Linked DNA regions of Homo sapiens: region 2 is linked to region 1. The links are chromatin loops, found by intact Hi-C in ENCODE. Cell type or tissue: ascending aorta. All regions are shown on one strand. Links, peaks and the distances in the headings refer to the core of each region. The heading gives the core; the rest is flanking DNA. Region 1 has its middle 25 kb from the start of LINC01567. Region 2 has its middle 29 kb from the start of TNRC6A.

Region 1 (12,050 bases), core at 2,028-10,027:
ATTTCTGTATCTTCTTTTTGGAGAATTACTTTTGACATTTGCATTAAATATTACGCCATGGGATAACACTTATCTAGCCACCATATAATCGGGATTGCAGTGAATTCTACTTAATTGGTTTTTTGTTCATCTTTTCATTTTGATCAAGAGTTTCCTTTCTTAAGTTCTTTTATTCTAAATTAATTTTAATTATATGAGTAATACATACATGCGTTCTTCTTATTAAATCCAAGTTCATCTAAGTTTCCTCTCTCCAAGTTCTTTTATTCTAAATTAATTTTAATTATATGAGTAATACATACATGCATTCTTCTTATTAAATCCAAGTTCATCTAAGTTCCCTCTCTCCTTTCATAGAGGCACAGAGAGAACCATTCTCTGGTATCTTTCTGTGTCTCTATCTATCCATCATCAAAAAGTTTTTTTAATTAATTTTTTTTTTTTTTTAGAGAGGGGGTCTTGCTATGTTGCCCAGACTGGTCTCAAACTCCTGACCTCAAGCGATCCTCCCTTGGGAGCCATCAGACCTGGCATCTATCATCAATTTTTAAAATGACATCACATTGTACAACTTTCTTTTTTCCTCCCCACCTAGTAATATGTCTTAGCAATCTAACCATGTGCCTATTTTTATTTTATTTTATTTTTTATTTTTAAATTTCTTTTTCTTTTGTTAAGATGGCGGGGGGAGGGGGTGTCTCACTATGTTGCCCAGGCTGGTCTCAAACTCCTGGGCTCAAGTGATCTTCCCACTATGGCCTCCCAAAGTGCTGGGATTACAGGGGTGAGTCACCGTGCCAATGTGTCTATTTTATGTTTTTTTTTTTTTTTTTTTTTTTTTTGAGATGGAGTTTTCCTCTTGTTGCCCAGGTTGGAGTGAAATGGCACGATCTCAGCTCACCGCAACCTCCGCCTCCCAGGTTCAGGCGATTCTCCTGCCTCAGCCTCCTGAGTAGCTGGGATTACAGGCACAGGCCACCATGTGTGGCTGATTTTGTATTTTTAGTAGAGACAGGGTTTCTCCATGTTGGTCAGGCTGGTCTCGAACTCCCAACCTCAGGTGATCTGCCTGACTCAGCCTCCCAAAGTGCTGGGATTACAGGCGTGAGGCACGGCGCCTGGCGAATGTGTCTATTTTAAATTGTGGCATACGATTCCTTAGAATAGATACACCACAATTTTTTTTTTTTTTTTTTGCCATACCCAGTTGGTGGATATGTGGGTTGTTCTCCTTAGTGACTGTTATAAACAATGTTGCGGGAAACATCTTCCTACATACCTTCTGTGCACCTGGACAGAGTTTCTTTAGAGAAGATACTGAGCAGTGGAATTGCGTAGACAATTTATCGTTGTTTGATAGATCTACACGGAGCTACACTGTTCAATCCAGTAGCCACTGGCCACTGGCCACGTGTGGCAAATGAGCACTAGCAATGTAGCTAATGTGAATGGGGAGCCCAACTTTTTAGGTTTCCTTAATTTTTAAAATTTTAAAACTGAACCAGTATAAAATATTTTTCTATTAAGTTTAATTTTGCTTTGGTAGGATTATATTTCTCTCTCCTAAGTGCATCACATAAAATATTCTTATATTGCCAGTGCACATGGCAGGCGTGTGCGTGTTTTCTCAGATCACATGTGAACCTATCACTCATCTAACAGGTGTCAATTCGTTTGGTTTGAATCCTTTTTTTCTTTCTTTCTTTTTTTTTTTTTGAGTCAGAGTCTCACTCTATCGCCCAGGCTCAAGTATAGTGGCATAATCTTGGCTCACTGCAACCTCTGCCTCCCAGGTTCAAGCGATTCTCCTGCCTCAGCCACCCAAGTAGCTAGGCTTACAGGCACCTGCCACCGTGCCAGGCTAATGTTTGTATTTTTAGTAGAGACAAGGTTTTGCCATGTTGGCCAGGCTGGTCTCAAACTCCTGTCCTCAAGTGATCCACCCGCCTCCGCCTCCCAAAGTGCTGGGATTACAGGCGTGAGCCACTGCACCTGGCCAAACCCTTTTTTTCTGTGCATTGATACAACATTGTAATGTGTTTACCTGAATGTTTTATCCAGACAGTATGAATTGCATGTTACCTTTGCATCACATTGTTCACTAAAGAAAAATACATAATATTTTAATTATAATTCAATTATTTTTCTATACATGAACAAAATTTCCAATTTAAAATAAAGGCAGGCAACTGATGTAGAATTAAATGGAGATGCAAATGTTAGTGCTATGACAAGAATAGTAAATTAAGAGACTGGAGGCTGGGTGTGGTGGCTCACACCTGTAATCCCAGCACTTTGGAAGGCCAAGGCAGGCAGATCATTTGAGGTCAGGAGTTCGAGACCAGCCTGGCCAACATGGTGAAACTCCATCTCTACTAAAAATACAAAAATTAGCTGGGCTTGGTTGCGCATGCCTGTAATACCAGCTACTCAGGAGACTGAGGTGGGAGAATCACTTGAACCCAGGAGGTGAAGTTTGCAGTGAACCAAAATTGTGCCACTGTCATGCCTGGGTGACAGAGCTAGGTTCCATCTCCAAAAAAAAAAAAAAAAAAAAAAAAAAAGAGAGAGAGAGACTGGAAGCTGGGGGATGGGGAAATTGGGGAGATGTTGGTGAAAGGATACAAAAATTCAGTTAGACTGGAGGAATAAGTTCAAGAGATGTATTGTACAACATGGTGAGTATGGTTAATAACATATTGTATATTTGAAAATTGCTAAGAGAGTAGATATTAAGTGTTCTTACCACACACACACAAAGAAGTATGTGAGGGCTGGATGAAGTGGCTCATGCCTGTAATCCCAGCACTTTGAGAGGCAGAGGTGGGAGGATTTCTTGAGCCCAGGAGTTTGAAACCAACCTGGGCAACATAGGGAGATCCTGTCTCTACAAAAAATAAAAAAATTAGCTGGGTGTGGTGGTGCACATCTGTGGTCCCAGATACTCAGAAGGCTGGGGTGGGAAGATGGCTTGAGCCCAGGAGTTCGAGGTTTCAGTGAGCTATGATTGTGCCACTGCACTCCAGCCTGGGCCACAGAGTGAGACCCTGTCTCAAAAAAACAAAACAAAACAAAACAAAACAAAAAACAAAGAAAACAAAAAGAAGTATGTGAGGTAACATGCATATGTTAAATAGTTTGATTTAGCCATTCCACAATTTATACATATATAAAAACACCAATTGTGCATCATAAATATATACAATTTTTACTTGTCAATTATTTATTTATTTTGAGGCAGAGTAGGCTAATTTTTTTTTTCAGTAGAGACAGGGTCTCACTATGTTGCCCAGGCTGATTTCAAACTCCTGGGCTCAAGCGATCCTCCCGCCTCAGTCCCCCAAAGTGTTGAGATTACAGCCGTGAGCCACCGCACCCGGCCTGCTTGTCAATTTTAAAAAGGGAAACGCTTAAGAAACTGTAGGAAGATGTGCCACCGATTTCATGATGGATGACAGTTGCAACTTGCTGTGGTAGAGTGAAACAAAAAAGCTGCATGTTGGTTGTGAAAAAAAATTTTATGAGAATAAGGTGGAAACTATTGAGACATTTTCAGCAAATACATAGTGAGTTTGATAAGTTTTTCTCCACATTCAAGAAAGAACTAACGAAGCACATGAAAAGATGCTCAACATCCCTTGACACTAGGAGACTGCAAATCCAAACCTCAGAATACCACTTCATACCCATTAGGATGGCGATTACCAACAAAACAAAACGGCACAGGAAACAAGTGTTGGTGAAGATGCAGACAAACTAGAAAACTTCCACCCTTGTGCCTTGCTGGTGGGACTGTAAAATGGTTGCTGTGGGCCGGGCGCGGTGGCTCACGCCTGTAATCCCAGCACTTTGGGAGGCCAAGGCGGGTGAATCATGAGGTCAGGAGATCGAGACCATCCTGGCTAACACGGTGAAACCCCGTCTCTACTAAAAATACAAAAAATTAGCCAGGCGTGGTGGTGGGCACCTGTAGTCCTAGCTACTTGGGAGGCTGAGGCAGGAGAATCGCTTGAACTGGGGGTTGGAGGTTGCAGTGAGCCAAGATTGTGCCACTGCACTCCAGCCTGGGCGACAGAGCGAGACTCCATCTCAAAAAAAAAAAAAAAGTTGCTGTGGAAAGTGGTACAATTGCTCAAAAATTAAAGAAATACCATGGATCCAGCAATTTCACTTCTTAGTATATATCAAGAAGAACTGAAAGCAGGAACTCAAATAGATGCTTGTACACTCAAGTTCATGGCAGCATTATTCCCAATAGCCAAAAGGTGAAAATTACCCCAATGGTCATCAACAGATGAATGGATAGTATATGGTCTTAAGAAAGAAGGAAATTCTGACACTTGTTACAATATGGATGAACCGTGAAGACATTATGCTAAGTGAAATAAGCCCAACAAAAGAGGATAAATACTGTATGGTTCTACACATATGAATTTCCTAGAGTAGTCAAACTCATAGATATAGAAAATAGGCTGGGTGCAGTGGCTCACGCCTGCAATCCCAGCACTTTGGGAGGCTGAGACAGCTGATCATTTGAGGTCAGGAGTTCGAGACCAGCCTGGCCAACATGGTGAAAACACATCTCTACTAAAAATACAAAAATTAGCCAGGCATGGTGGCGCGTGCCTGTAATCTCAGCTACTCAGGAGGCTGAGGCAGAAGAATCCCTTGAACCCAGGAGGCAGAGGTTGCAGTGAGCCAAGATCACACCACTGCACTCCAGCCTGGGCGAAAGGGGGAGTTAGTGTTTAATGGGGTCAGAATTTCAGTGTGGGAAGATAAAGTTGTAGAGATGGACGGTGGTGATGGTTCACAGCAGTGTGAATGTACTTAATGCCATGGAGATGTATACCTACAGATGATTAAAATAGTAAATTTTATGTTGTGTATATTTTACCACAATGAGAAAACCCAATGAAATTAGTTAGTTGAAATCAGAATAAAATGTTGAGCAAAAACCTTTTAAATAGATTTTATTTTATCAGGATTAGAGATTATAACTTTGGCCAGCTATAAAAATGACTAGGATTCTTGCATGCATGCGCGTATACACATGTACACAATTTTTAATGGAAAGATGGTAAAAAAATTATTTAAGTTGTAAAAATTTTGTTAGAAAATTATGAGGAAAAGACTAAAAAGATATTTTAGGCTGGCGTGGTGGCTCACACCTGTAATCCCAGCACTTTGGGAGGCCAAGGTGGGCAGATTGCTTGAGCACCGGAGTGTGAGATCATCCTGGGCAACATGGTGAACCCCTGTCTCTACGAAAAATAGAAAAAAATGGCTGAGTGTGGTGGTGCACCCCTGTAGTCCCAGCTACTGGGGAGGAGGCTGAGGTGGGAGGATCACTGAGCCCAGGAGGTCAAAACTGGAGTGGGGTCAATCCGCACCACCACACTCCAGCCTGGGAAATAGAGGGAAACTCTGTCTCAAAATAAATGAATAAATAAATAAAAATAAAGATTTTACAGAAAGTGAATAATCTGCAATTAAGCCACCAAACAATTGCCCATAGAATGAAAGAACGTATTAAAGCTAAATGGATTCAAATTTTGGAAAATTGCACAATTTAGCTGAGTCATGCCATGAGATACCACCCAACTAATAGCCTGGGTATATTTATTCAAAAAGGTCTTCCAAATTTATGAAAAAACCTTGTCAATTCATGGCTTACCAAAGTGTAGCATAGATTTTAAAAACATCTTTTACATCTGACCAAAAAAATTTCACTTAGATATGAAAAAATTAGTTTCTATCATGCCAGATGGTCCTCCAGCTATGTTTGGTCAAAAATCTGGTTTTATTGGAGTTTCAAAACAAGAGACTGATGTTTCCCTTATTGCTTCATCCCACTGTATGATAAATACTGAAAATATTTGTGCTGCTTTTGGAAGCAGGCTCCATGGAAAGTGTCATGGGTACAGTTGTTAAAACTGTTCAGTGTATACATACAAATGCTGTGAATCACCACCAGTGCATGGGATTTTTGAAAGAAATAGAAGGCAATGAATGGGGTGATCTTGGGTCTTCGCCAATGTTCATTGGTTGAGTCATGGAAGAGTTTTACAAAGATTTACTGTACTGTCAATTCCAATTCAAGATTTTCTTGAAACAAAGGGAATGCTTGCCAAATATTTAATAATCAAAGATAAACATGGCAGTGTGACTTAAGTTTTCTCAGCAATATCATAGTGTATATGAAATGAGATAAATTCCAAGCTCTAAAGAAAGAAAAACCTGTGACCTAGCTGGAAAAGTATAAGAATTTACATTGAAATGAAAACATTTCATAATACAAATCAATAGTAATGATTCTGCATATTTTTAACATGAATCAATATGCAAAATATATATTTTTTAAGACAGGGTTTTGCTCTGTTGCCCAGGCTGAAGTGCAGTGGCATTATCTTGGCTCACGGCAACCTCTGCCTCCCAGACTCAAGTGATCCTCCCACCTCAGCCCCTCAAGTAGCTGGGACTACAGATGCACGCACCATCATGGCCTGCTAATTTTTTTTTTTTTTTTTTTTTTTTTTTTTTTTTGTAGATACAGGGTCTTGTCATGTTTCCCAGGTTGGTCTCGAACTCCTGAGCTCAAGTGATCTTCCCCACCTCGGCCTCCCAAAGTGCTGGGATTACAGGCATGAGCCACCGCGCCTGGCTGCAAAATATTTTTAATGGTAATCACCAGTATTATGTAAATTATCTGCAAAACTTACAAGAAAAATTTGAAGAATATTGTTGATATTGACAAACTTTAGAGTTACTTTTCAATTTATACAGCATCCTTTTACATTCCATGTTAATACTGAGTTGACATGAGGATTGGTGAATTGCTATAACTCGGACAGAAGTAGGTTTTTGTTTTTTGTTTTTTGTTTTTTTTTTGAGACAGGGTCTCACTCTGTTGCCCAGGCTGGAGTGCAGTGGCGTGATCTTGGCTCACTGCAACCTCTGCCTCCCAGGCTCAAGCTTCCTGAGTAGCTGGGATTACAGGCATGCACCACTACCACCGGACTAATTTTTGTATTTTTAATAGAGATGGGGTTTCACCATGTTGGCCAGGCTGGTCTTGAACTCCTGACCTCAAATGATCCATCCGCCTCAGCCTCCTAAAGTGCTGGGATTATAGGCATGAGCCACTGTGCCCAGCCTGGACAGAAGTAGTTTTAAAACTGATATGCTTTTGCTTCAAAGTCAAACCACTATTCCAATAAAGATGAACTAGCTTCACCAATGTGGAAGTGAATAATACAGGAAAGTGATTTTTTGATACTTGGAAAATATTTAAGTATCTTTGGAACAACCTGCATATGCTGTTCTACTTTTTCAACTGTAACTATAAATACAGATCAAATGTTTTCAATGACAGCTGTACTGTAAGTGTAAAATACACCCTGGATGTCAAAGATTTAGAATAACAACAGGAAGTAAGGAATATATCTCATTACAAATTTTTATATTGATTTCAGGTTGACATGAAGATATTTTAGAAATGTTAGGTTCAATAAATTGTAATGTTAAAATTAATTTCATCTGTTTCTTTTTACCTTTTAAAAGTGTGGCAACTAGAATATTTACAATTACGTGTGTGGTTTGTGTTATTATTCTATTCAATAGTGATGGGCTGGGTGTGGTGGCTCATGCCTGTAATCCCAGCAGTTTGGGAGGCCAAGGCAGGCAGATTGCTTGAGACTAGGAGTTTGAGACCAGCCTGGGCAGCATAGTGAGACCTTGACTCTACAAAAAACAAACAAAAAAAACCCACAAAAAAAAACCAAATTAGCCTGGTGTAGTGTCATGAACCTGTAGTCCTAGCTACTTTGGAGGCTGATGCGGGAGGATCGCTTGAGCCTAGGAGTTTAAGACCAGCCTGGGCAACGTAGTGAAACCCTATCTCTACAAAATATTTAAAAATTAGCTGGGTGTGGCAGTATGCACCTGTAGTCCCAGCTTCTTCTTGGCCGGGGCGGGAGGATTACTTGAGCCCAGGAGGTTAAGGATGCAGTGAGCTGTGATTGCACCACTGCACTCCAGCCTGGTGGACAGAGTGAGACCCTGTCTCAAAAAACAAAACAAGCTAACACGGTGAAACCCTGTCTCTACTAAAAATACAAAAAAAAATTAGCTGGGCGTGGTGGCGGGCGCCTGTAGTCCCAGCTACTGGGGAGGTTGAGGGAGGAGAATGGCGTGAATCCGGAAGGCAGAGCTTGCAGTGAGCCAAGATCGCGCCACTGCACTCCAGCCTGGGCGACAGAGCGAGACTCTGTCTCAAAAAAAAAAAAAAAAAAAAAAATTAAAGATAAGAAACAAAACAAACAAAACCCAGCGATGATCTAGAATTGCCTGCCCTCTTATTTGCACCAGTGTTCCTGCTGGGAGAATTATGTACTGTGATTAGGTCTGACAAGAGGGCTGTCTAAGTCACTTGTCGCCCCTCTCATCTCATCATCCACTATGGAAGCTGAAGGAGCCAAGTTCAAGAAGTTAGCTGTGAAGCTGAGCAATTAGATCCTTCCTCCCAGGACTTAGATTCTGGAGTAAGTGGTGCAGAGACAGAAACATTATTTGGAAGTCAAATTCGGCATAGGATCAGTGTCCGTGTGTGGCCTAGACTTGTAAATTCTTCCCCACTGTATTGTTGCTACTAATGGGGCGGCGGGGAGGGGTGGTGGAAGGGACAGTACAGAATCAGATAGAATGTCCACTACAGAAGTATTATTAGAGGAAGATGTTGACTCAAGGGAAGACGGGGCCAAGCCTCAAGTCTGATGGGTTAGGTTAGCCTCCGAACAGAAGAATAAGCAGTACGGCTGGAAGCCAGGAAGATGGAAGAAAATAGAGCGTGCAGTGGAGAGTGAGCTGTACAAAGAGGTGTCTGGATTAAGAATGAATGGTGGATCGGGGTGGTCACAGCTGAAAGAAACCACATAAAGCAAAAGATTAAGACATAGGTTAGGACCCTATGCCTGCCCTAATCCGCCGCCCTAAGAAAACCATTCTCTGAGTTTTGGAATGAATACCTGGGTTAATTAAAGAAAAAGCACCCTCTGGAAACCTCAGTGTCACGGCACTCCTGGGGATTCCTGATGACAAAAGGAAAGAAGCAATAGGCATGATTTCTTCCTTCCTTCCTTCTGCATGGGGCAGGAATGATGGGCCCTGCCTGTTTCCTGTCTCAGCATCCTACTTCCTCTATAGCCCAGGCCATGGGGTTCCCATGAATGGGATGGATTTTTTATATATATATATTTTATATATATATATTTTATATATATATATAAAATATATATATATAATATATATATAATATATATGTTATATATATATTAAAGATACAGGGTCTCACTCTGTTGCCTAGGCTGGAGTGCAGTGGAGCAATCATAGCTCATTGCAGCCTTGAACTCCTGGGCTCCAGCCATCCTTCCACCTCAATCTCCCAAGTAGCTGGGATTACAGACACACACAACCATGCCCAGCTAAGTTTAAAAATTTTTTGTAGAGACAGGGTCTCACTACATTGCCTAGGCTGGTCTTGAACACCTGGCCTCAAGCCAGTGAGATGGAGTCTCACTGTGTCGCCCGGCTGTAGTGCAGTGGCACTATCTCAGCTCACCGCAACCTCCACCTTCCGGGTTCAAGAGATTCTCCTGCCTCAGCCTCCCAGGTAGCTGGAATTACAGGCACGTGCCACCATGCCTGGCTAATTTTTTTGTATTTTTAGTAGAGACTGGGTTTCGCCATGTTGGCGAGGCTGGTCTGGAACTCCTGGGCTCAAGTGATCCTCCCACCTCGGCCTCCCAAAGTGCTGGGATTACAGGTGTGAGCCACTGCGCTCGGCCTGATTCTGTTCTTAAGCTATTCCTTATCCTCTACTTCTGAGGTCATTTTCCTTTTCCCCTCCTGTGCCTTTGTCCCTATTTGATGCCTTGCATGGGATATAACCTACTCCTCCCAGAGGCTGGAAATGTCCCTTGAACCTCAGCTTAGTGACCACAGCCCTGCTTTCCGCCCACTGACCACTACTCAATCCCTGCCTGACAACTCGACAGGCGTCAGATGCTCTCAGATTTTCCATGGCTTTCTCCCCACACCACCACTTTGGATAACCTTCGGACAACATTGCTCAGTTTCTTGGAGTCTGATGACCTGCTTAACTGTTCCAGATCTGAGCCTCCTCACACCGCCTTTGCTGAGAGCCCCTCCCTATGGAGCCTCTTTTGTTGCCGTTTACCCCCAGGAATCTGGTCCTGTCAGGAGACACACGATCATAGCCACTGATTCAGGTAGATCCTCTGAAATGATCAGTCTGCTATCTCAGCTCTCCCTGCCTGGAAAAATCCTTCCCCATGGGATCCAGTCAAACCCAACCTATCAATATACATCTTTCCAGCTTTTACTTTGATTAATACCGTGTCAATTGAGAATTTTCTCCTTAGCTTTTTCTCCCATTGTTTTTCCCAAAGACTAGCTTCTCTGGCCACCTGCCACTGATTGAGTTTTAGGAGTTCAATGGCATTTGTTTGTTTAATTCACTTGATGTATTCCAAATGCCCAGACCAATGCATGGTACATGGTAGATGCTCAATAAAAAATCATCGAATGAATGAAAAAGAAACCATAACCCAGAATATTCAGAGGGGTTAATACACATTACCAATGACTAGTACTCATGTTTACAAATAATTCATAGGGTATATCTTACTTGTAGTACCAAAGGTAGATTTTGTTTTATCAATACTGGGCTTAAGAACATCCTTCAGTAGAAATAGCAAGTAGACATATATAAAAGCAGAAACTCTTTTCCTTCCCACTTTGATGCAGATTTCATTTCTACTCTAGCTTTTCCACCATCACTGCTGACCAACTTTACCAACCACTAACCCAGGTGATGCCATACGGATCCAGCAGACCCCTCCTACCAGCTCTTCCTCTTCATTTTCCTCCTGGATCTCTCCAAAGGCCTCCTAACTGGTCTCCCCGTGTCCCTTCTTCTCCATCCTCCCACACATCCTCTGCAAGTGGCCATTGATTTTCCTAACACTGTGAATCATATCAGAAAGAGCATGGGTCGCAGAATGGCTGGAAGAGGACTCACCACCAAGCTGTTTAGAGATGGACATGATAGGGCCAGAGCTCAATCCACCTTCAGAAGGTGACGTGGGGTGATGGTACATTGGCCTCTGTCCCAGGATCGTGAGGTCTGAGTTTCAAACCTTGCCCCCTTTCTCTTGCCCAGTTCTGATTTCAACCCCGTTCAACTTGTCAGAATTTTGAGTGGATGTTTCCTCTGGTTTCCTTAGTTGGAACCTCAGGCAGCTCTGGGCTGAATGGACTGACCCATGGCCCCCAGTGTGAGTGATACTACCTGTTCCATTCCTCGGGCAGCGGAATGTCTTGAGAGCCAGGACACCTGGCGTCTAGGCCTGGCTCTGCCACTAGTTGCATGACTTTAGGCAAATCACATCACCTCTCCGGGCCTCAGTTTTCACACCTGAGAAAGGAAGAGGTTGCATTAGATTAGTGATTCTCCACTTTTTACTTCATTCCCCTCCCAGACACAACCAGTGATGCCTATTTGCCTATGAGACACAAACCCATGTGCAACTCCTGGGCACAAACTTTAATTTCATCCCTTTCTTTTTTTTCTTTCTTTTTTTTTTTTTTGTCGCCCAGGCCAGAGTGCAGTGGCTTGATCTTGGTTCACTGCAACTTCCGCCTCCCGGGCTCAGGCGATCCTCCTGCCACAGCCTCCCAAGTAGCTGGGACCAAAGGCGTGCACCACCATGCCCAGATAATTTTTTGTATTTTTGGTAGAGATGGGGCTTTGCCATGTTGCCCAGGCTGGTCTCGAACTCCTGAGCTCAAGCAATCCACCCGCCTCAGCTTCCCAAAGTGCTGGGATTACAGGTGTGAGCCACTGTGACCAGCCTCATGCCCTTCTTTTTCTTCCTTTTTTTTTTTTCTTTCTTTTTTTTTGGACAGGATTTTACTTTGTCACCCAGGTTGGAGTGCAGCTGTGCAATCACAGCCCACTGCAGCCTTGG
Region 2 (12,050 bases), core at 1,648-9,647, 55 kb before region 1:
ATAAATAAAAATAGATAAATAAATAAATACATCGTTTATCTGTCTGGAATTTATTTGGCGTAAGGAATCAGACAGGCATCCAGCTTTAACTTAAGTTTTTCAAATGGCTAGCCAATTACTCTAACAGCAATTACTGCACTGCCTAATTTTATTTTTTTCTCTCTGATTTCAAATATGGTTTTACCATTTAGTAGCTTCTCAAATGTATTTGGGTCTATTTCTAGATTCTAATCTGCTTCATTAATCTGCTTTTCTTTTCATGCACAAGTACGAAACTTTTTTTTTTTTTTTTTTTTTGAGACAGAGTCTCGCTCTGTCACCCAGGCTGGAGTGCAGTAGCGCGATCTGGGCTCACTGCAAGCTCCGTCTCCTGGGTTCACGCCATTCTCCTGCTTCAGGCGCCCGCCACTACGCCCGGCTAATTTTATTTTTTGTATTTTTAGTGGAGATGGGGTTTCACCGTGTTAGACAGGATAGTCTCGATCTCCTGACCTCGTGATCCACCCACCTCGGCCTCCCAAAGTGCTGGGATTATAGGCGTGAGCCACTGCGCCCGGCCAAGTACTAAACTTTTAAAAATATAAATGTAGCTTTATAATGTGCTTCAATACCTAGGAGGGTTAATTCTTTTTTATTACTTTCCTTTTTCAAAATTTTCCTGGCTAGCCTCACTTGTTTATTTTTCCATTTGAACTTTAGACTCAATGAGGCTACTTCCAAAAAAACCTCATAATGTATTTTTATTGATATAAAATTAAAGGTTAAGTTTAATTTAGGGAGAATGTGCATCTTTACATCATGAAATCTTCTAATTGATGAACAAAGTGTGTATTTTCATTTATTTCTTCTTTCATTTTCCTACATTTTTGTTGTTGCTGATGTTGTAAGTGTGAGCGTTGGTGCTATTTTAAGTACAAGGTTTTCTTCCATTTTGTTTCCTAGCTTTTTCCCTGAAACATAGAAGTGCTGTTGATTGTGTAACCAACTACATTACTGACTTAACTCATTGTTTATGAGAGACTTTCCAGGAGTACTCTTGGATTGGCTAGATATGCAATCATATTACCTGCAAATAGTCATTATGTTGTCTCCACTTTGTAATTCTTAAAATTTGTATTTTTTATCTTTATATACCTAGAATAATATTAAATAAGTGGAAATATTATTTCTCTTACCCTGTTCCTGACTTTAATGGAAAATGCTTCTAGTGTGCAACATTAAACAAGATGCTATTTTTAAACTTAAATATGTTTTTATCATATCAATACTGGATATTGAATTTTGTTAAATATTCTTGTAGTCTCTAAGAAAGGTCATGTAGTTATTCTCATTTAACCAGTATTAAGAATTCACCTAAGGCTGGGTGCGGTGACTCATGCCTGTAATCCCAGCACTTTAGGAGGCCAAGGCAGGCGGATCACCAGAAGTCAGGAGTTCGAGACCAGCCTGGCCAACATGGCGAAACGCCATCTCTACTAAAATTACAAAAATTAGTTGGGCATGGTGGCATGTGCCTGTAATCCCAGCTACTTGGGAGGCTGAGGCAGGAGAATCACTGGAACCCGGGAGTTGGAGGCTGCAGTGAGCTGAGATCGTGCCACTGCACTCCAGCCTGGGTGACACAGTGAGATTCTGTCTCAAAAAAAAAAAAAAAATTCATCTAATATCAATAGATAGTCTGTATAAGATAGAGTTTGAGAGGCCATCCTGGCTGGTTCTAGACTCTAGAAATTCTAGATGTGCCATGCATTAACTGTGTGATCTGGGCAAGTTTCTTAGCCTCTCTGTGCCTTGGTTGCTGCCTCTGTAAAACAAAATTAATAATAGCATCTAGCTCAAAGGGTTGTTGCTGGATTTAAGTGAATAAATATAAATAAGGTGTTTTGAACAGTGATTGGTTCATAGTAAATACCATATAGGTACTAATCATTAGCATCACCTTTCTAGAATGACTCCACTTGCGCTAAGCTTTTTAAAAATTAAAAAAAATTTAAGTTCATTTTAAATTTTTTTGTAGAGACAGGGTCTCGTTATGTTGCCCATGCTGGTCTTAAACTCCTGGCCTCAAGTGATCCTCTTGCCTCAGCCTCCCAAAGTGCTGGGACAGGTGTGAACCATCGTGCCCTAGTGTGCTGAGATTTTCTGTTATTACTGTTTTAAATAAAGATATTTATTTACTTGTGAAAGTATTGCATGCACCCAGAAAAGTGCACAGCTGGGGGATTTGCTACAAAAGTGAGTACGTAAATAATATACCCCCTTATACTCACTTAATGTCATAATTTTTTTCTTTCTTTTTTTTTTTTTTTTTTTTTTTTTTTTTTGAGACGGAGTCTTGTTCTGTCACCCAGGCTGGAGTGCTGTGGTGTGATGTTGGCTCACTGTAACCTCCACCTCCCAGATTCAAGTGATTCTCCTGCTTCAGCCTCCTGAGTAGCTGGGATTACAGGTGTGTGCCACCACACCCAGCTACTTTTTGTATTTTTAGTAGAGATGGGGTTTCACCATGTTGGCCAGGCTGACATCAGGTGATCTGCCCGCCTTGGCCTCCCAAAGTGCTGGATTACAGGCGTGAGCCACCATGCCTGGCCTTAATGTTATAATTTTCAAAAGCATTTTATATCACTGCATTTGTTCCACAGAATCATGTCACAATGTATGTTAAAAAATATGAATACACACATGCAATGCCCTCCCGCCCCCCACCAGTCTCTACCAAATACAAAAATTAGCCAGGTGCAGTGGTGCACACCTGTAGCCCCAGCTACTTGGAGACTGAGTCAGGAGAATTGCTTGAACCTAGGAGGCGAAGTTTGCAGTGAGCTGAGATCGTGCCACTGCACTCTAGCCTGAGCAACAGAAGGAGACTTTGTCTCCAAAAAAAAATTTTTTTTTTTTTTTTTTTTGATACAAGGTCTCATTCCATCACCCAGGCTGGGTGCAGTGGTGTGAACACATTTCACTGCAGGTTTGACCTCCTGGGCTCAAGTGATCCTCCTGCCTCAGCCTCCCAAGTAGCTGGGACTACAAGTACGCATCACCACGCCCAGTTGATCTTTCTATCTTTTGTAGAGGTGGGGTTTCGCCATGTTGCCCAGGCTGGTCTTGAACTCCTGACCTCAGGTGATCTGTCCACCTTGGCCTCCCAAAGTGCTGGGATTACAGGCGTGAGCCACCACGCCCGGCCAAAAAAAAATCTAAACATAGAGTTTACCATATTACCCACCAACTCTAATTCTAGGTGTATACTCAAGAGAAATGAAAGCATATATCCACACAAAAACTTGCATATAAATGTTTATAACAGTTTTATTCATAATAGGGAAAAAGTAGAAGTAACTCAAATGTCCATCAATGAATGAAGGTATAAATAAAATTTATTTTTTCACTGGAATTGTCTCTCTAGAGATGATGTTTGTTTTTATATATTAATTTATTTTTTGAGATGGGATCTTACTATGTTGCCTAGGCTGGCCTCAATCTCCTGGGCTCAAGTGATCCTCTTACCTCGGCCTCCTGAGTAACAGACTACAGATGTGCACTACCATATCTAGCTAACAAAATTTAGCACATCCATTCAATGGACTAATATTTGGCATAAAAAGGAGTTGAGTACTGACACATGCTATGGCATGGTTGGCCCTTGAAAACATTATGGTAAGTGAAATAAACCAGACACAAAGAACAACATATAATGTCATTCCATTTATATGAAATGTCTCGAATAGGTAAATCCATAGAGAGAGGAAGTAGATTAGTGGTTGCTGGGGGCCGGGAGTGAGTGATCAGGAGATGGGGGTGATAGTTAAAGAATGTGGGTTTTTTAGGTGGTGAATAAAATATTCTAAAATTGATTGTGGTGATGGTTGCACAACTCTGTGAATGTATTAAACACCATTGAATTGGATGCTTTATTTTATTTTATTTTATTTTATTTTATTTTATTTTATTTTTGACACAGAGTCTCGCACTGTCACCCAGGCTGGAGTGCAGTGGCGCGATCTCGGCTCACTGCAAGCTCTGCCTCCTGGGTTCACATCATTCTCCTGCCTCAGCCTCCTGAGTAGCTGGGACTACAGGTGCCCGCCACCACGCTCAGCTAATTTTTTGTATTTTTAGTAGGGACGGTGTTTCACCATGTTAACCAGGATGGTCTCGATCTCCTGACCTCATGATCTGCCTGCCTCAGCCTCCCAAAGTGCTGGGATTACAGGCGTGAGCCACTGCGCCTGGCTGTATGCTTTATTTTTTTAGAGTTAGCATCTCACTGTGTCACCCGGGCTAAAGTGCGGTGGGATGATCACAGCTCACTGCAGCCTCGAACCCCTGGTTTCAAGAGGTGTCACCGTGCCCAGCCAAATTGTATATTTTAAGTGTGTGAATTGTAGGGTATGTGAATTATTTCTCAAAAAAGCTGTTACTGAAAAAATGACAATTTCATATGGTCCAATCTAATCTGCAATAGCTTAAATAGCAGTGGTATACTATGATAAGGTTTGAAGATTTGATAGAGCCAGGCATGGTGGCTCATGCCTATAATCCTAGCACTTTGGGAGGCTGAGGTGGGTGGCTTGTTTTAGCCCAGGAGTTCAAGACAAGCTTAGGCAACATGGCAAGATCTCATCTCTACAAAAAATACAAAAATTAGCTGGGCATGGTGGCATGTGCCTGAAGTCCCAGCTACTCGGGAGGCTGAGCTGGGAAGATCACTTGAGCTCCAGAGGCAGAGGCTGCAGTGAGGAAAGATTGTGCCATTGCACTCCAGCCTGGGTGACAGAGCGAAACCCTGCCTCAAAAAAAAAAAAAGAAAAAAGAAAAAAGAAAAGAAAAAAGAGTTTACACGCGAAATGTGGACACTGCCTCAAAAAAAAAAAAAAAAAAGAAAAAAGAAAAGAAAAGAAAATAGAGTTTACATGTGAAATGTGAAAGAGAAGACACATGGTCCCTGCATATAGAAGAGGAGGCAATCAGTGGGGTTATTGAGAGGCGTGTTTTTTTTGTTTTTGTTTTTTTTCAGTACAGGAAAGACTTAGGCTTCTTTATAGGAGTGTGAGATGTGGAAGAAATAGGAACAAAGTTGATGGATGGACTCCAAAGTCCATGTGGAAGAATTAACCTTGGAAGGAGTCCAGTCTCTCTTCCATAAGACCAGAAGGAAGGAGGAAAGGATGGGTTCAGATACCAATTAGTTGATGGTGCAGAGAATGTTTTTCTTATTGGCCTCAATTTCCTGAGGAAAGAGGCAGAATCATTTGTGAAAATGACAGAAGGGATAGCAGGGCCATGGGTTTCGGAAGCCAGGAGGTTAGACAAGTTAGTAAGTGGCTGGGCACTGTGGCTCACGCCTGTAATCCGAGCACTTTGGGAGGCTGAGACGGGCAGATCGCCTGAGGTCAGGAGTTCAGACTAGCCTGACCAACATGGTGAAACCCCATCTCTATTAAAAATACAAAAATTAGCCAGGCATGGTGGCATGCGCCTGTAGTCCCAGCTACTCGGGAGGCTGAGGCAGGAGAATTGCTTGAACCCAGAAGATGGAGGTTGCAGTGAGCTGAGATCATGGCCATTGCACTCCAGCCTGGGCGACAGAGCGAGACTCCGTCTCAAAAAAAAAAAAAAAGAAAAAAAAGTTAGTAAGGTGGGTGGGAGAGGGAACTCAGACTCAGAGAGGCTTGGGAGCATTGAAGAGCCAGATGCCAGCAGAGGAGTGAATTCTTAGTGGCAGTGAGCCCCAGCTCCTGAAGCTCCCCCTGCAGTCCCCTGCAGCCTCATTTGGGAATAGTCTCCGCCTGAGTCATCTCTGCTTCAGTCCACACAACCTCAATTCTTTCAATGTTACTCATACATTTTGGCTTTGAGCCTCGTGCTCTCTGGATAATTGCCTCTGAACTTAACTGCCTTTTGGCACCCTTCCTCCCAGAACTGAATGTTCTTCCCGGGCTAGGGCTGACCCAAGTCCACCTCCCTGGTTCTGGGCCTTATACTTTGATTAATTCAGCCTGGGATGACCAGAGCACATTGGGCAGCCTTATTGCATTGGGTCAGTGACAGACAATTCCAAAGAGCGAGAGAAACATGTCTGTGAAGGCGTCAGCCCACGTGGTAGCCATGGCGGAACATGGGGTGGCAGGGAACAAGTGGTTTGCTATAAAGAAGCAAGAGAAAAGATGTTCAACATGCTGGCTAGTGGAGAATGTCTAGAGGTGTGGGGTCAGGGATCGGCTGAAACATATAGGTAGGCTATTGCCTAAGGACAGCATCTCACTGGCTAAGACAGCCAGACAGGCACAGCGGTCAGCACTTTGAGCCTAGTTACTGAGCACAGCCAATATGGCACCTCTACCACGAAGATCCATAGGTCATTAGGGTTCAGGGGTGCAGCAAGAGAAAGAGAAGAGTGTGAGGGAACCCCCTGGAGCACCACTTACTTATTTATTTAATATTCAGACATAGGCTGGGCACGGTGGCTCATGCCTATAATCCCAAAACTTTGAGAGGTCAAGGGGGGAGGCTCATCTGAGGTTAGGAGTTCGTAAGACCAGCCTGGCCAACATGGTGAAACCTGTCTCTACTAAAAATACAAAAATTAGCCGGGCATGGTGGCATGCGTCTGTAGTCCCAGCTACTTGGGAAGCTGAGGCAGGAGAATTGCTTAAACTTGGGAAGCAGAGATTGCAGTGAGCCAAGATCGCACCACTGCACTCCAGCCTGGGCAACAGAGTGAGACTCTGTCTCAAAAAAAAAAAGAAAAATTCAGACACAGGGTCTCACTATGTTGCCCAGGCTGGTCTTGAACTCCTCCTGGCCTTTGAGTGATCCTCCCGTCTCAGTTTCCCAAAGTGCTAAAATTACAGGTGTGAGCCACCTTGACCAGCCTCTGGGGCACCTTTTGATCCCAGCTATTACCAGATACTAGAGTTACTGTGGGTCAAAAACTTTGGGCACCCAGAACCTAAAGGGTCCCTGATTCTGGAAGGGGCAGAATCAAGCATGGTGGAAGGAACATAGCCTTTGGCATCAGAGCTAGATTTAAAGCCTGTCTCTGCTACTTATTTCCTGTGTAACACTAGCACTTGGCACATTGCTGAGCTTCTTAGAACTTCGGTGTCCATATCTGTAAAATGGAAATTAATAATTCTTACCCCTCAAGTCCTCAGGGTTGACTGTTAAAGAAATGGTATCTGTGGCCCTTCAGCTCAGTGCTCTCTTGTCCATCTCTGGGCTTTTGTATTTGTTATTTTCTCAGAAGCTTTTTTTTTTTTTTTTGGTAGAGACAGGGTTCCATTCTGTTGCCTGGGCCGGAGTGCAGTGGCGCAATCATAGCTCACTGCAGCCTTGGAATCCTAACCTTAGGCGATTCTCCCACCTCAGCCTCCCAAGTATCTGAGATGACAGGTGCACGCCACCATGCCCAGCTCATTTTAAAAATTTTTTGTAGAAATGGGATCTTGCTATGTTGCCCAGGCTTGTCTGGCACTCCTGGCCTCAAGCAATTCTCCCGCCTTGGCCTCTCAAACTGCTGGCATTACAGGTGTGAGACATCGTGCCTGGTCTAAGAGCACATTTTACTCAACCCAGCTTTGCCTGAATATCTCCTAGTCATCCTTTTGGTCTCATCTGGCTCTTTTCTTCCTCCTGGAAGTCCTCCTGGGTTGATTGTCTCTCTTCTGTGCTCTGTAGTGCTGCCCACTTTCACACCATGTGAGAATTCTTTGCCTGTCTCTCTCCTCACTAAGTCTGTGGAGGCACGAATAGGACTTAGTTCATCAGTGTATCCCCAGTTCATGGCACATACACACTGGTGCTCAACAGATATGATTTGATGGAATGAAGTTTTGAAGATTAAATGAGATAATCAATGTTTAACCCATGCTTCCCAAATCACACTGACTAGGTGGGTAAAAAACAGAAACATGAAACACTTATCCATTCAATACCCGCTCTGTAGGTTCTTCAGCTCCCTTAAAATTCTCCCCAAAGGGCCAGGAGTGTTGGCACACCCCTGTAATCCCAGCACTTTAGGAGGCCAAGGTGGGCAGATCTCTGAGGTTGGGAGTTCGAGACCAGCCTGGCCAACATAGTGAAACCCCGTCTCTACTAAAAATACAAAAGTAGCCAGGTGTGATGGCACATGCCCATAATCCCAGCTACTTGGGAGGCTGAGGCAGGAGAATCGCTTGAACCCAGGAGGCAGAGGTTGCAGTGAGCTGAGATCATGCCACTGCACTCCAGCCTGGCGACAGAGCAAGACTCTGCCAAAAAAACAAACAAAAAAAACCTCCCCAAAGACCCTAGGGAAACCTCAAGGAAGGGAGCACAGGCTCTGGAAATAAATCGAGTGGGTTTCCATCTTGGCTCTGGCATTTACCAGCTCTGTGACTTACTCTATCCATGCCTCAGTTTATGCACTTGTGAAATGATTCCTAACTCTGCCAAGGAGACTAAACATGCTAATATTTGCACAGTGCTTGTAATGGTCCCTGGAACACAGTAAAGAATGTACGGGTGTTTAATATATCTCCAAGCGCACCACACACCGGTCTTCCTGGCTACTGTGCCGTGTTCCTTGTCTCTCACTCCAACTGCCTATGATCATTTCCCACTACTGCTGGTGCCTCAAATGGCATTTAATCCAATCTTGGGGGGTTCAGGCAGCCTATGTATATTGCTTGGATTGCATTCAACCACACTCTTATAATACCCAAACCACCGCTTCTTCCACATGAATGTGCTTGTGAATCCATTGAGGACCCTGTAGATTCTGATTTGGAATCTGGGGCAGGCCTGAGATTCTGCATTTTTTGTTTTCTTTTTAATTTTTTTTGTAGAGTCGGGGTCTCGCTATGTTGCCCAGGCTGGTCTCAAACTTCTGGGCTCAAGCGGTCCTCCTGCCTCGGCCCCTCAAAGTGCTGGGATTATAGGCATGAGCTACAGTGCCTGGCCTGCATTTTTTTTTTTTTTTTTTTTGAGACAGAGCCTCACTGTGTCACCAGGCTGGAGTGCAGTGGTGCAATCTCTGCCTCCCAGGTTCAAGTGATTCTCCTGCTTCAGTCTTCCGATAGCTGGGATTACAGGTGCCTGCCACCACATGCAGCTAATTTTTGTATTTTTAATAGAGACAGGGTTTCACCATGTTGGTCAGGATGGTCTCGATCTCTTGACCTTGTGATCCACCCGCCTTGGCCTCCCAAAGTGCTGGGATTACAGGCGTGAGCCACCATGCCCGGCCCCAGTCTGCATTTCTAATAAGCTCCCAGGTAATGCTGATGTTGAAGGTTTACGGACCATATTTTTACTTGTTTTTGAGACAGGGTCTCCCTCTGTTGCCCAGGCTGGAGTACAGTGGTGCAATCTTGGCTCACTGCAAACTTCACCTCCTGGGCTCAAGTGATCATTCCACCTCAGCTTCCTAAGTAGCTGGGACTACAGGTGCGTGCCACCATGCCTAGCAAAGTTTTGTATTTTTAGTAGAGACAGAGTTTCACCATGTTGGCCAGGCTGGTCTCGAACTCCTGGCCTCAAATGGTCTGCCCACCTTGACCTCCCAAAGTGCTGGGATTACAGGTGTGAGCCACTGTGCCTGGCCCACATTTGTACTTAACAAATACCTAAACAGTAAAAATTTGTTTTTCTCACCAGTCTTTGTACTGAAGTGAAGAGAGACACAAGAGACACAACGATTCAGAAGAGGATTAGACAGAAAGATATCAAAAGATACCCAGACGTAGGTAGTTTCTGTCATTGCTTCAGCAGTTTTTCCTTTTATTTTTAGTTGACATGTAATAATTGTACATATTTATAGAAGACAGTGATATTTCAATATGTGTATACAATGTGCAATGATCAAATTAGCGTAATTAGCATATTCATCACCTCAAACTTTCAGGCCTCAGTGTTGTGAACATTCAAAATCCTCCTAGCTTTCTGAAAATATGCAATAAGCTACGGTGAACCATAGTCACTCACTAACTAGTGCTGCGGAACAACAGAACTCATCTTTCCTATCTAGCTGGTGTAAGCATTTTAATGCTATCAGTTCTCGTGTCTCTGTGATATTCTTGGCCACAAAATGACTGCTTCAGCTCCGGTCATCACATCCATGACCAAGGCAAAAAGAAGGGGAATGGCTAAAGGGAAGAGCTAGTTCTGAGTGTGCCCTTCTAATATGAAAGCCCTTCTTTCCTTCCTTCCTCCCTCCCTCCCTCCCCCTCCCCTTTCCCTTCCCTTCCTTTCCTTTCCTTTCTTTTTTTTTTTTTTTTTGAGACAGGGTCTCGCTCTGTTGCCCAGGCTGTACTGCAGTGGTGCAATCGTAGCTCACTGCAGCCTTGACCTCCTAGTCTCAAGCAATCCTCCCACCTCAGCCTTCTGAGTAGCTGGAACCACAGGCGAGCCACCACGCGTGGCTAATTTTTAAAATTTTTGTAGACACAGAGTCTCACTATTTTGCCCAGTCTGGTCTCAAACTCCTGGCCTTAAGCAATCCTCCCACCTTAGCCTCCCAGTGTACTAGGATTACAGGCGTAAGCTGCTTTGCCTGGCCACCCCTCATTTCTGATCCATTGTATTTGAGCTGAACAAGCACCTTTAGCATGAATTCTTTCCAGGGAGTTCTCATACTTTCTTTTTTTTTTTTTTTTTTTTGAGATGGAGTCTGACTCTGTCGCTCAGGCTGGAGTGCAGTGGCGCGATCTGGGCTCACTGCAAGCTCCGCCTCCTGGGTCCATGCCATTCTCCTGCCTCAGCCTCCCGAGTAGCTGGGACTACAGGCGCCCGCCACCACGCCCAGCTAATTTTTTGTAGTTTTAGTAGAGACGGGGTTTCACCGTGTTAGCCAGGATGGTCTTGATCTCCTGACCTCGTGATCCACCCGCCTCGGCCTCCCAAAGTGCTGGGATTACAGGGGCGAGCCACCGCTCTCGGCCCTCATACTTTCAACCACATAAAAAGCGCAGTGGAGTTTTTTCCTCTCCACCATTAGCTGTTCCCTTCTTGAGTCAATAACATCGTAATCCTATCTTGAGGGACAGAATCTCAGCCAAATGCTGGTGGGAATCCCATTAATTCCAAGCTCAAGGGGGTTGAGTCTAGAACTGAGGTTGAGCCAATCAGTGCACTCCTTCTCCCTAGGCAACCAGTGATTGGTTCAGGGATGGTGACGGTGACGTGGCCAAATTAACCACCAGGGCTGAAAAGACTCAATCCCGTGTTTTGCTTGAAACACCCGTGAAACAGACTTGCTTTTCCATGCTGAATGTCCACAAACACGGCCACAGCTGTAAAAACTTTTGGAAGGCCAGGCGGGGTGGCTCACGCCTGTAATCCCAGCACTTTGGGAGGCCGAGGCAGGCAGATCACGAGGTCAGGAGTTCGAGACCAGCCTGATCAAAATGGCGAAACCCCGTCTCTACTAAAAACACAAAAATTAGCCGGGCGTGGTGGTGCGCGCCTGTAATCCCAGCTACTGAGGATGCTGAGGCAGGAGAATCACTTGAACCCAGGAGGCGGAGGTTGCAGTGAGCCAAGATTGCGCCACTGTACTCCAGCCTGGGTGACAGAGCGAGACTGTCTCAAAAAAACAAAACAAAAAATATATATATGTATAAAAAGTAAAAACATAAGAGCTTCTGGGCTTTTATGCACTGGGCTTCTGTGACTTGCAGCTGGAAAACATAGTTGACACAGGTAGACATCATAACTTGGGATTATTTTATGCACAGCCTTCAATCAGTATCAGATACCCTTGGAGTACAGTTTCCTTCCCACCACTGGCTCGCTGCCTGACCTCACTCCCCAGAGTTTCGTTTTCTTCAGCTAGAAGAGGAGGAAAACAGAAATGCCTTTATTATGGGGTTAAATGAGATGGTGCTCGTGAAGAACTTAGCACAGGGCCCAGTACACTCCCGTGCCAGCAAGCAATGTCACATTATCCGATGTGGGTTTTCTGAATCAAATTAAAGCTGCAGGGCCCCAACAGCCCAACAGGTCTGGAGAAAGTTTCAGCTCAGCCATCAGAGGGCAGTGGTCCAGAGATGGCTCACAGTGATTCCAAA

Evidence for each region. Hi-C counts contacts between places; a loop is a spot of excess contacts. Peaks named below come from ENCODE experiments on the same cell type or tissue, not always from the same donor. Only the 100,000 strongest peaks of a DNase experiment are listed, where the experiment ranks them.
Region 2: it touches region 1 in a loop (5-fold over the local background); 9 of 110 quality-filtered maps call a loop at or near these places.

The regions. Positions count from the first base shown.
Region 1 is chr16:24,640,331-24,652,380 of GRCh38, reverse strand. It overlaps a transcript of TNRC6A not described here. Among named protein-coding and RNA genes, the nearest start is that of LINC01567, 25 kb to the left of the region's middle. In ascending aorta, for the core only: no CTCF peak of the experiment used is centred there; a DNase peak (open chromatin) is centred at 5,990; H3K27ac peaks cover 314 bases.
Region 2 is chr16:24,694,939-24,706,988 of GRCh38, reverse strand. It overlaps a transcript of TNRC6A not described here. Among named protein-coding and RNA genes, the nearest start is that of TNRC6A, 29 kb to the left of the region's middle. In ascending aorta, for the core only: a CTCF peak has its summit at 5,729; DNase peaks (open chromatin) are centred at 5,382 and 5,818; H3K27ac peaks cover 6,562 bases.